Linked DNA regions of Homo sapiens: region 2 is linked to region 1. The links are chromatin contacts, found by Hi-C or POLR2A ChIA-PET in ENCODE. All regions are on one chromosome and are shown on one strand. The core of a region is the stretch at or near the end of the contact, and the rest is flanking DNA. Distances in the headings are between cores, read along the strand shown.

Evidence for each region. Hi-C counts contacts between places; a loop is a spot of excess contacts on that map. ChIA-PET counts read pairs that join two places held with the same protein, here RNA polymerase II (POLR2A). Pooled maps may share reads with other maps.
Region 2: a pooled map shows a loop between it and region 1 (4-fold over the local background). The contact joins the enhancer-like site here to the promoter of EDN1 in region 1. A Hi-C loop is called at or near these places in 3 of 168 maps with a recorded cell type or tissue (MCF 10A, PC-9 and endothelial cell of umbilical vein), 1 of 37 single-sample maps with no recorded cell type and 4 of 50 pooled maps. POLR2A ChIA-PET finds 5 or more read pairs at or near these places in 4 of 52 experiments (HEK293, MCF 10A, PC-3 and 1 more).

What each region holds. Positions count from the first base shown.
Region 1 is chr6:12,288,334-12,294,270 of GRCh38, reverse strand. It overlaps EDN1 (endothelin 1), which reads right to left and starts at 3,910. Exons shown (of 5, transcript NM_001955.5): 1 at 3,578-3,910; 2 at 1,762-1,930; 3 at 175-330; 4 at 1-10. The coding sequence starts at 3,641. RefSeq lists enhancers at 3,978-4,047, 4,058-4,157, 5,301-5,801, 5,802-5,937.
Region 2 is chr6:11,783,301-11,788,915 of GRCh38, reverse strand. No RefSeq gene overlaps it. Among named protein-coding and RNA genes, the nearest start is that of ADTRP, 7.3 kb to the right of the region's middle. Within about 2 kb of position 3,320, at least 4 of the 41 ENCODE cell types and tissues checked have a DNase peak (open chromatin) inside an H3K27ac peak, as active enhancers do.

The DNA.
Region 1 (5,937 bases), core at 2,661-5,160:
GTCTTCAGCCCTGTTAAAATACACAAGGAAAAACATTTCAGCAATGTTATATTCAGCTTTACCCTGACTTTCAATGTCTCTGTTAGTCTCTCTAAAACAGGAAGGCAGTACCATGATAGGAAGGAGTTCAGGAGGCTGTTAAACTGATTGAAAAGCAAAGGTGTTTCTGCTCACCTGAGTTCTTTTCCTGCTTGGCAAAAATTCCAGCACTTCTTGTCTTTTTGGCTAGCACATTGGCATCTATTTTCACGGTCTGTTGCCTTTGTGGGAAGTAAATTCTCCAAGGCTCTCTTGGACCTAGGGCTTCCAAGTCCATACGGAACAACGTGCCTATTATCCAAAGAGAGAAAGAAACTATATTAGTGTAATTAATAGTCTTTAAAATGACACATGGACACACCTATTCCACTGGGCACACAAGGAGCTCATCACATAGCACTTGGGAGCATCATTTCAGAGGGTAAAGTGTAACAACAGCCAGGAACACCTGTGCATCAATGGCCCTGACTGTATGTATCCAGGCAGGAGAAAACAAGTTTTTCTAATTCAGTGGAATTCCATTTCAACTCTTCACAAAGTTCAGTTTCTTCTTGACACAAGCAACATTGCTTTTTTGTCAAAAATTAGGACATCTCTGCTTGGCATCTGCTTTATATTTTCTTCCTTTTCTAATGGTCTATTTAGTTAACTATTTGTGGGTACACAGTGGGAAGAGGTTTCAATGCAAAACCATGACTCACAGGATTTTTAAAACTTATTTTCAACTCAAACCACGGAGGATACTGCTAAAAGTGCCACCGTCACCCCACCGACCCCAGTGGTTGGGGGAGGAGGAGGCACATGTTCACACATTTCTCCTGCCAGTCGGTGGTACCATATGGTTGTGGAAGGACTCATAGCCAGAGGGCTCTCCAATAATTTCCAATGTGTCCATTTTCATTCTCATCTAAGAAATAAAGTCCTCCCTTTGGAAGTATCACCTTAGTAATTATTAGGCTCCTTGTGGTTTTTGGTGTGGTTTGATATTGTTTGGATTTTGGTCCTCCTTTGTCATAACGGTACATTGTATGCATAGTAAATGTGTGCTTGTTTATGACTGCTTCCGACAGATGATGAACTAGTGTCCAGGGCAGAAGGAGGAAATCTGCTTTTCTTCTCTGTAGGTGAAAGAGAAGCCTATGGACAGTATTTCTATTTCAGTTCTGAAATGGGCATTTCTAAAGGGAAAATATAGCAGCAAAGGAAATCCGGGCTCCAGTTCTAGCTCTGCTACAAACTCACTCCTGCACAAATGGCTTCAACACTTTGAGCCTAGGTTTTTCTGTAAGTAAAATTAAGTGATTCTAACCCTCTATATCATCACTTCTGCCTCTCAGTCTCCACCCTCCCATGAGAAGCACAGGTTGCACTAACCCACATCTGACCTCGGCAATTATTCCCGAAACCCCATCAGATGCCACTGTGAGAGTGTCCCCCTGAGGCCCTCTCACTGAAAGTTCCTCATTTGAAACGTGCAGTGGCCTCCTGCTTGTCCCATCATGAGTAGCCTGAGCTACGGGGCCTCAGAAGACCCTCCCCTTGGTTGCTAAGAACGAAGCTGTCGTTATTTTCAGGAATAGAGGGAAACTGTCCCCACTGAGGCACTTGGATGGTGTTAGAAGGACTACCTTCAGAGTCCCTAGAAAAGAAACTCTAAAACTGGGCTCCAGTGGAGCCAGCGCTAATGAATGACTAGGGTTACAATGCCCTCTAGAGACTTACTCGGGAGTGTTGACCCAAATGATGTCCAGGTGGCAGAAGTAGACACACTCTTTATCCATCAGGGACGAGCAGGAGCAGCGCTTGGACCGGCGGAGCCGCCAGGGTGGACTGGGAGTGGGTTTCTCCCCGCCGTTCTCACCCACCGCGCTGAGCTCAGCGCCTAAGACTGCTGGGGAGAGAAAGAGCAGGTCAGTGGGGGATGTCTCCTCAAACGCCGAGAGACATGCTGGATCACAGTAGAGTCAGAGCTAGCAGAGCAGATAAAAGCAGATGAAGCACACAGCCTGCCATCAGCAAGAAACACAGAAAAAAGGGCTCTTTATTTTTTTCCCTCCTTAACATGAGTTCACCTTTTGCCTCCCCCTCATGCCCTTGGCTTATCCACCTTCAGGGAGATTACACAAATGCAGAGGAGATAAACACCTGAAAAGGGACTTCCCCCACCCCTCTTGAAGCAGGCTCAGGGAAATGCTGTGGAATGCTGCCTGTTGAAAATCCGGCTGGCTTCTACAAGGAACTTGGTAGGACAGCACTATCCACTGAAGCTTACTTAACATTGGCACATGACTAAAGACAAGAAATCACAGTTATTCCTAGCTTTGGGGCCACTTCCCCATTCAGGATGACCCTCTCTTTAGGGGGTACCCATCCACTTCACATGCTGTGTAGGGCACAGGGTACCCCAGATGATGTATATCTTTCAAAATTAGGTGGGGAAAATGATTGGAGAGAGAAATTAACTATTCAATATTCAATTCAGGAGGGTAACTCCATAGAAACCAGTGACCTAAGGTGGGGCTGAGAAGCAGGTCAGGGGACTGAAGGTAGGCTGGGGGGATTTTGAATTCCGAATCCCTGGGCATCAGGCTTGTGTGGGATCCACTGCCTCCCCCTTCTCCACTACTGCCTTGCCTCTTCCTCCTAACAATTTAGCCATGCAGCTTATCTGCCCAATTTTGTACATTTCAAATGATCAGACACATTCCAGGATTTTCATTCCCTTGACATCCTTTCTCTTTAGTCAGGGTCACGAAAAGACAAAAAAAGTGCACTGACCCTAAAAACGGGGGGGACCCGGGCAGATGCACACGCACTGCCTAAATCCTTCGGCAGCCAAGAATTATCCTAGCTCCCCTCCCAGCACAGGTGAATAAAGCTGAAAAGAGAGCTCACACTGTTTTGGGTGCCAAAAACCTGCCAAAAGAAACCTAAAGTCAATGATGACAAATTTTAAAGAAAACATCTGCTTCACCCAGAAACCGCCTGCGGGGGGTGGTGGCGGGGGGGGGGGGAGGCGGTAGTTAGTCAACAGACTTTTGCTCTGCAGGTGATTTTACTGAACATACATTGCTTGAACGACTGGATACAATTCCTTGGCTTCAAGCTGGAATGCTTAAATATTTTACACGTTAACACACTATTAAAATAGTGTTTAAATAAGATTTAAGTTCCTATATGGCCTGTGTACCTGTATAAACACATATATTACAAACATACATTTGACTAAATTGTATATGTCCATACTCTTCTCATTTTTTAAAAGCCAAGGAAACACATAATGGAATAATAATAATAAAACGATAAGTTATTTTAATGTCATGTTATAGTCAATTGCACCTAATTGTATTCAATAGAGGAATTTTACATTTTACACTAGAAGACTTAAAGTAGCTTTCAGCAATAATTCTCAGACACTTGCTCTCTAAGCTGCAGTCATAAAAAGAACGGGGAAAAATAGAAGCAAGAAAAGCATGAAGGTGGATAAGAACACACTAACTTGTAATTCCGAGACTTACAAGTCAACGAGCGTGCCTACCTGTTTCTGGAGCTCCTTGGCAAGCCACAAACAGCAGAGAGAAAATCATGAGCAAATAATCCATTCTGAAAAAAAGGGATCAAAAACCTCCCGTTCAAACTGAACCCAAAGGAAAACGAAGAAAAACAGCTTCAGGTCCCTCAAAGCGCTGCGGGTTCCTCAGATCTCAAAGCGATCCTTCAGCCCAAGTGCCCTTTTAACGGGGAGAAAAGGCAGCGCCTGCCAGGAGAGAAGGCAGCGAGCGGAGCGTCTGCAGGCGCACGCGGCGGTGGAGAGCTGGGACTGCAGGAGGCGCAGGACCCGTTCGCCTGGCGCAGATGCAGAGGCGCGTCTGACTTGGACAGCTCTCTGCCGGCTTTTTATATTGAACCCCTATTAGAGTGGGGGTAAACAGCTCCGACTTTATTCCAGCCCCAGACAATGTTATTGTGTTATTAGTCACCAACAGGCAACGTGCAGCCGGAGATAAGGCCAGGCCCGAAAGGAAATCACTGCTAACTTCAGAGGCAGACGCCCGCCGTCTGACAATTCGGGGGCAGGGCTAAGAAAAAGAAAATACCCATTAGAGACCTTTGCTAAACCTGCCCGTGCAGTGCTGGAGTCCGCTTCCCCTTTGCAAGCTGCCAGCCCCGGAGTTCAAGAATCAGAAGAGGGGACTCCAGAAAAAAAGTCATACCATTGGTATGAAAAGTATGAGCCACAGTTTAAATAGATTGTATTGTTGTGTGCGGGGAATTTTTTTTAATTGTTGCTCGCTTCATTTTCCTTTTATGTCTCTCCGATTCTAGTCTCAGTCAAACAAGGGAATGCTCTCCCTCGTCACTGCCCCACTACTGGGGGTCAGACTATTTTGGCAGATCAACGTACTTTTCTCTTCAAGCCCCTTCCTGCGGGTCTTTTTTGCTGAAGTTCTTTGCATCTATCGGAGAAAGATCCGTGAGGGATTGGCAAGAAAGGGAGCTTAAAAATAACATCAGAGCTCGTTTAGGCACATGCCCAGTCTTTTCCCTATCACTGATGAGAAGCCCCGATAAGTTCTTTTGTGTGTCCACACTTCCCCTGCGGAGGAGGCTGATAAACTGATTGAAAAGCAAAGGTGTTTTTCACACAGAACTTAAATCTTAAGATTGGTCGGTGCCACCAATCTTAAGACATGGCGGGAGAAGAACACCAGGGGGAGATGAAGAGCTACAGGGGCTGATGTTTTACTAGGACAAAAAGGAAAACCCTTCTAAATGGCAGAAAAAAACGCAACCTGGCTTGGGGGCCGAGGAGGGTCAAGGAATGTTGCCTAACATAGGAAGGAGGAATGCACCTCAGAATATTCTATTTATTCCCCGCACAAGCAGGGACATATTTTCTGGGACTCTTTTTTTTGGGGGGGTGTCTTCATTTAGGGCAAAAAGGTGTTCTTGTACAAGGTTAAGTGAATATGCAAGGAAGGTGGTGCTGAGAAGGAAATGCCATTCGAACAAGGAATCAGATAATACTTCACATTTAATAATGTGTTTACATTTTCAAAACAATTTCCTGTCTATCTAACCTTGAAATCCCCCCCTGAAGTACACACAGGGCAGTTACTGTACAGGTGACATCATGCCTTAATAAAGAAAGCAAAAGGTGCATGGAACACATTGGCTTTTTCCGCTAGTCCCATTTTTCAGGTTAGACAACTGAGCACCCAGAATTTTTGTTTGTTCTCCACCAAAGCGCTCACAGTGGCCCAGTAAGACCTATGGGATAAATTTAGAGTCTCTTCCCAGGGGATGCCATCAAATACACACTTTGTCCATCTCCTCTTTTTGTTTTACTCCAGTTTTTCTGGGGATGGAGGGTGGAATTCAAGCACGGATGAATTTCCAAGACTGGCACAACACACATGCTGGGAAACCTTTTTTCCCTCCTCCTTCTAAAATCAAAAGGACAGTTTTTATCCCAACAGCAAAGCCGTGGGTTTGGACAGACTCAGATCCCCAGACCTCCCTCGAAGTCACAGCTGGGGGAACAGGGACAGTGGCAGCGACAGGTCCATAATGACATGCATCCTCTAAAAGAGCCACTGAAGCAAGAGTTGGAGATGGGAGAGAGAGAGGCAAGAACTCTCCCTCCCACACCCACACCCACACCCACACCCAGAGATGCCTCCACCCTATCCCCAGGGCCTCTGCCGGGGCCCCTGGCCTCCGCTGTGCGCTTACCTCAGCCTAGCCCCGGGGCCCAGGGAGGCCACAGCTCCCGGAGGACAGGCGGCACTGAGCCGGAAGCCAGCGCTGCCGCCTGTGCCAGGCAAGGGTGCCCTGACCTCCCTCTCCAAAGCCGACCTTGGGAGAGGAGAGGAGAGCTGATGTCACATTCACAGG
Region 2 (5,615 bases), core at 2,071-4,570, 500 kb after region 1:
ATATTCTCCAGGAAGGAGTGCCTGGTCGGTGGGGCCTTGGTGGGATTTTGGGAGGGCCTGGTCTGCTTGTTCGTGGAGGGGATGACGGATGAGGGAGAGTGTTGGGAGGTACTCTCCTAATTGAGAGTTAGGAGGGAGTCTGTTTTGTAAGAGGAAAGGGCGTCCGTACATTAACTCAAATGGACTGAGGAAGGAGGGGGCTTTTGGACTGGCTCTGATGTGAGCCAGCGCTATGGGTAAAAAGGAGGTCCAAGGTTTTTTGATCTCAAGTGTGAGTTTGGTTAACTGAGTTGTGAGAATTCCGTTTGCCCTCTCGACTTCTCCAGATGACTGGGGCTGATATGGGATATGGAGGCGCCACTGAACGCCAAGGGATGGGGAGACCTGTTGGGTAATTTGGGAGATGAAGCTAGGCCCATTGTCTGATTGTATGGGGCTCGGGAGACCAAATCTAGGGATAATTTCTGATATGAGAATTTGAGAGACTTCTGCAGCTTTTTCTGAAGGGGTAGGAAATGCTTCTACTCAACCTGAAAAAGTGTCTACGAGGGTAAGAAGATATTTAGATTTTTTGACGGGAGGCATGTGGGTGAAGTTTACTTGCCAGTGCTCCCCTGGGAGTGTTCCTCTGAGCTGGTATGTAAGGATGAGGAGAGGGCAGAGGGCCCCTTGGGAGGAAGTAACAGAGCATATACGACAGTTTGAGGTTATGTCCTTTAGTGAGATGAATAGATGGGGGGAGGAGAAACAAGGGCGAAGGAGTAGGTATGGGGGCATGCACTGATATGGAAGGGTTGGTGAAGAGGTGTTAGAATTTCCTTGCTTTGCTCTTGGGGAAGAACAGGCTTTTGATTTTTGATTATCCAGTCCCCTTGAAGGGAGGCTCCTTGCTGTAGTAGTGAAGACTTTTCAGTGGGAGGGTATCTGGGCGGGACTGCTGGGGTGACAAGGAGGATGGGGGCAGGGAGAGGAGAAAGGGAGTCCTGTTTTGCTGCCTCGTCGGTCTTTCTATTTCCTTTTGAGATTTCATCTGATCCTGCTTGATGTTCTCGACAGTGTATGACTCTTGCTTCAGTTGGGAGGTGTGCGGCCTGAAGGAGTTGGTAAATAAGGGGGGCCGTTAGTAATGGGGGTTCTTTTGGCGGTAAGGAATCCTTTCTCTTGCCAGATGGCTGCATGGGAATGAAGAATGTGATAGGCATACTTAGAGTCTGTGTATATGTTGACCCATTTGTTTTTGGAGAGGGTTAGGGCTCTGGTGAGCGCTATGAGTTGTGCCTTCTGGGAGGAGGTTCCTGGGGGTCGGGTTTTAGCCTCAATTACATGGTTTAAGGTAACTACTGCATACCCAGCAATTTTGGGAGAGACGGGGGCTCCGGAAGATGAGCCAACTATGAATAGTTGGTCATCTGGGTTAGTGAGAGGCTCGGAGGAGATGTTAGGGAAGTGTGGCTGCAGGCGATCCAGAATGTCAGTGCAAGAATGAGTAGGAGGGGAAGAGGATATGGGGAGTAGGGATGCTGGGTTGAGGGGTGCGCTTTTGGTGAGGCTGAATTCAGGATTTTCAATAAAGAGGGCATACAGTGACTGAATTCCGGAAGGAGAGAGGGAGCTTAACACCCGGGAGGAGAAGAGATCCTGTAAGTTGTGAGAGCTGTGGACAGTGGTGCTTTGGCTGAATGTTAGTTTTTTACTTTCCAGAGCTAAAATGGCCACTGCTGCTAATGCTCTAAGACAGGTTGGCCACCCTCTGACAGTGTTGTTTGTTTTGAGAGGTATGCCACAGGGGTAAAGGAAGGAGGATTTCCCTTTTGTTGCCCTAAGACCCCGAGAGCTATTCCTTGGTTTTCGGTGGCATAGAGAACGCAGGGTTGGGAGATGTCGGGTAAGGACAGGGCAGGTGCAGTGACGAGAGTGGTTTGGAGTCCACGGAAACTGGGAAGTATGTTGTGTGTGGGGCTTAGGGGTTCATTGAGAGGGCCTTTGGCTGCTTCACAGAGGGGCTGAGCCAGGAGGGCAAAGTTGGGAATCCATGTCCTAAAGAAACCTGCCAGTCCTAGAAAGAGAGAAGTTCATTTTTTGAGGAAGGCGGGGGCAAGCTGTTTATTAAGGTTGCTTGTGCTGGGGTCATGGCTCGGGCCCCGGGGGAGAGTTGGACTCCTAAGTATGTTACTGTTGGGGTAGATAGTTGGGCAAACAACAAATCTCTATTAGCATTTATAATTTACCTGCTACCATGAATAGTGCTGAGGGCACAGAGATGTATCAGACACCCCTGGAGGAGCTCATAGTGATTGGCTGCATCAGTGAAGGTTCCAATAGGAAAAGGCATTTCCCTCAGCTGAGAGTTTAATGATGGGACTATTAGCACAAGGATGGGCAAAGGTAAGACAGTTCTGTAAGAACTGTGGAAGTACAGATCAGCTGTAAAGGGAATGAGCCATCTGAGACGGGCTCTGTGCACATTACGAGGGTAGGTGGAACAAGTACAAGTCCCGCCGACTTGCCTTGTCTTCAGGTTTAACATCTGAGAGCTATATTGGTTAGCTGTTTGTTTAGCAACAGCAGCTGGAGAACCCCTCTCTTGTGTCAAAATGAAACCACACTTCAGCAGACTTGTTCACCATAATCTCAAGGACTCTGTGCCCTGTGTCCCTATTTCCTGCTCATCGCTGCTCAACCTGCAGACGTCACCTAGGAGTGTCGTCCAACCCCTCCCGCTGCAGCTGGCGCCATGGTGTGTGTGGGGGTGTGTGAATCTGTGTGGGGTTGGGGCATTTCTTCAGAGGCCAGCCCTGGTCAGTTGCTCCCTTAGTTCAGTTGGCGTCCCAGCTTTGGGACATGAGATAGTCACTGTTGCAGGTTCCCTGAACCCCATTTCATACCGAAGGAAATTAACACCCCAGAGAAGCTGATGGCTGATCAGCTCCAGGTCCTGAAGCATATACAGGCTTGGACTCAAGCCCCTTGCCCTGACTCCCTGCGTTTTGTACCTTATCCCTTGGTGACTGGCCAAGAAATGGGTTATATCTTTACCAGGAAAAACTGTTATTTGTGCCGGTGGCCATGACTACTTTACTGTGGGACTCCTTTCATCCTTATCTTCTCCTACGTGGTGTCTGGAGTTTCCCATGACTTACTCAATGCATTCATCGTTAGCTCAATCTTCCATATATTTAGAATGACAGAATAATGTGCAGGATAATTTAGGCTCCATTAGTACTTTGTGCATACCTCTATTATAGTACTTATCACATCATGCTGTAATTTTTTGTTTACATACCTGTCTCTGCCACTTGGCAGTGAGTTCCTCCGGGGCTCAGGCTGTCTTACTCATTTCTGTATTCCACCTCCTCCCCACAACCCAGCAGCTGAACACGTTGAACACAGTAGGTTTTTAATGAATGAGCCGGCTTTAGGGTAAGGCTCGGTAGACTGGTACACCTGGTATTCCACATATTCATTTATTCAGCAAATATTTTCATAACTGCTACTATTTTTTAAATTGCCAAATAAAAATTGTATACATTTGTGGTGCACAACATGATGTTTTGAAATCTGTATGCACTGTGGAATGGCTAACTCAAGCTAATTAATATATGCATTACCTCACCTACTTATCCTCTTTTTGCGGTGAGAATACTTTTTTTTTTTTTTTTTTGACAAGGTCTGACTCTATTGTCCAGGCTGGAGTGCAGTGGTGTGATGCTGGCTCACTGCAACCTCCACCTCCCACACTCAAGCAATCCTCCCACCTCAGCCTCCCAAGTTGCTGGGACTACAGGTGCACATCACAAAAACATAATTTTTGTGTTTTTAGTAGAGACGGGGTCTTGCTATGCTGCCCAGGCTGGTCTCAAGCTCCTGGGTTCAAGTGATCTTCCCACCTCAGCCTCTCAAAGTGCTGAGATTATAGGTGTGAACCACCATGCCTCGCCAAGAATACTTAAAATCTACTCTGTTAGCAATTTTCAAGCATACAATACATTATTACTAATTATAGTCACCATGTTGTACAATAAACCTCTTACACTTATTCTTCCTGTCTAACTGAAATTTTATATCCTTTGACCAACTTTCCCCAACCCCCACTCCCACCTCCGCCCCAGGCCCGTGGTGACCTCCATTCTACTCTCTGCTTTTTTAGACTGCACATATAATGAGGTCAAGGAGTATTTGTCTTTCTGTGCCTGGCCTATTTCACTTAACGTAATACCCTCCAGGTTCACCTGTGTTGTCACAAATAGAAGTTTCTTCTGTCTGAAGACTAAGCGTTATTCCACTGTGTATCCGTACCATACTTTCTTCATTCATTTATCCATCGATGAACACTTAGGGTGAGTCCCTGTCATGGCTATTGTAAATAAGAATGTTGCAATGACTGTGGGAGTGCACGTGTCTCTTTGACATACTGATTCATTTTCCTTTGGATATATACCCAGTCGTGGGATTGCTGGATGATATTATAGTTCTATTTTTAATTTACTGAGGAAATTTCATACCGTTTTCCATAATATCTGTGCTAATTTATTTCCCACCATCAGTATATCAGAGTTTTCTTTTCTCCACATCTTTGCCAACACGTGTTTTCTTTTTTCTTTCTTTCTTTCTTTCTTTTTTTTTTTTTGGATAACATCCATTCTGACAGGTGTAAGGCGATATCTCATTGTGGTTTTAGTTTGCATTTCCCTGAGGTTTAGTGATGTTGAACATTTTTTATATATCTGTTGGCCATTTGTATGTCATCTTTTGATGTCTATTCGGGTCTTTTTCCCATTTTTTAAATTGGGTTATTTGTTTTCTTAGTCAGCAGATGTTTATTAGGTACTTACTGTGTGTCCAGCACTATGCTAAGCTCTGGGAATTCAAACACATCATATGTGAACCCTAGGAGATAATGACGTACAAAAAAGACTAATTCCTAATCATTATGCAACATGCAGGGATGCATAGCAGGTTAAAGAAGACAGGAGGGAGCTGTTTAAGATGGCCAGGTTGTGGTGGCCATCCAGGAAGGGTTCCTGGAAAAGGAAGCTGCTGAGCTGCATTTTAAATGAGGGTTATGACGTAACCAGTCAAAGATATGTTGAGAGGAGGCATCAGGGAGAGGAGACAGTAGGAGTAAAGGTGCCGGTATGTGACATAGCCAGGTGTGGGTGAAAAGCTCTGTCAATGCAGTGTTGTTGGAGTGACATCCAATGTGGGATGCCACACGAGGATGGAGAGAGCCAGTGGGAAGTGGGCAGGTTATTAAAAGCTATGAAACTTGGATGTAATGCTGTGGGTGATGCTGATGTAGTAAAACGACATGAGCTGGTGGGGGATGTGGCATTTCAGAGAGAATCACTCACTGACCTTGTGAAAAACAGCGTTGGGGCATCAAACTAGATTCAGGAAAACCAGCTAGGTTGCTGGTTGCTATGGTGGTGGCAAGAGATGGAGGCCACTTGAACGAGGGCAGTTGTAGAAGGGATGGAAAGAAAGGGACTGATTTGACCCTGATGTAAGAAATGAACTTGGCAGGATTTGGTGGTTAACTGGATTTGAAGAGTAAAAAAGCGGGAGGACACAGGAAGCTCCCAGGTCGATGGTGAGGCCATGGTCACAGGACAGAG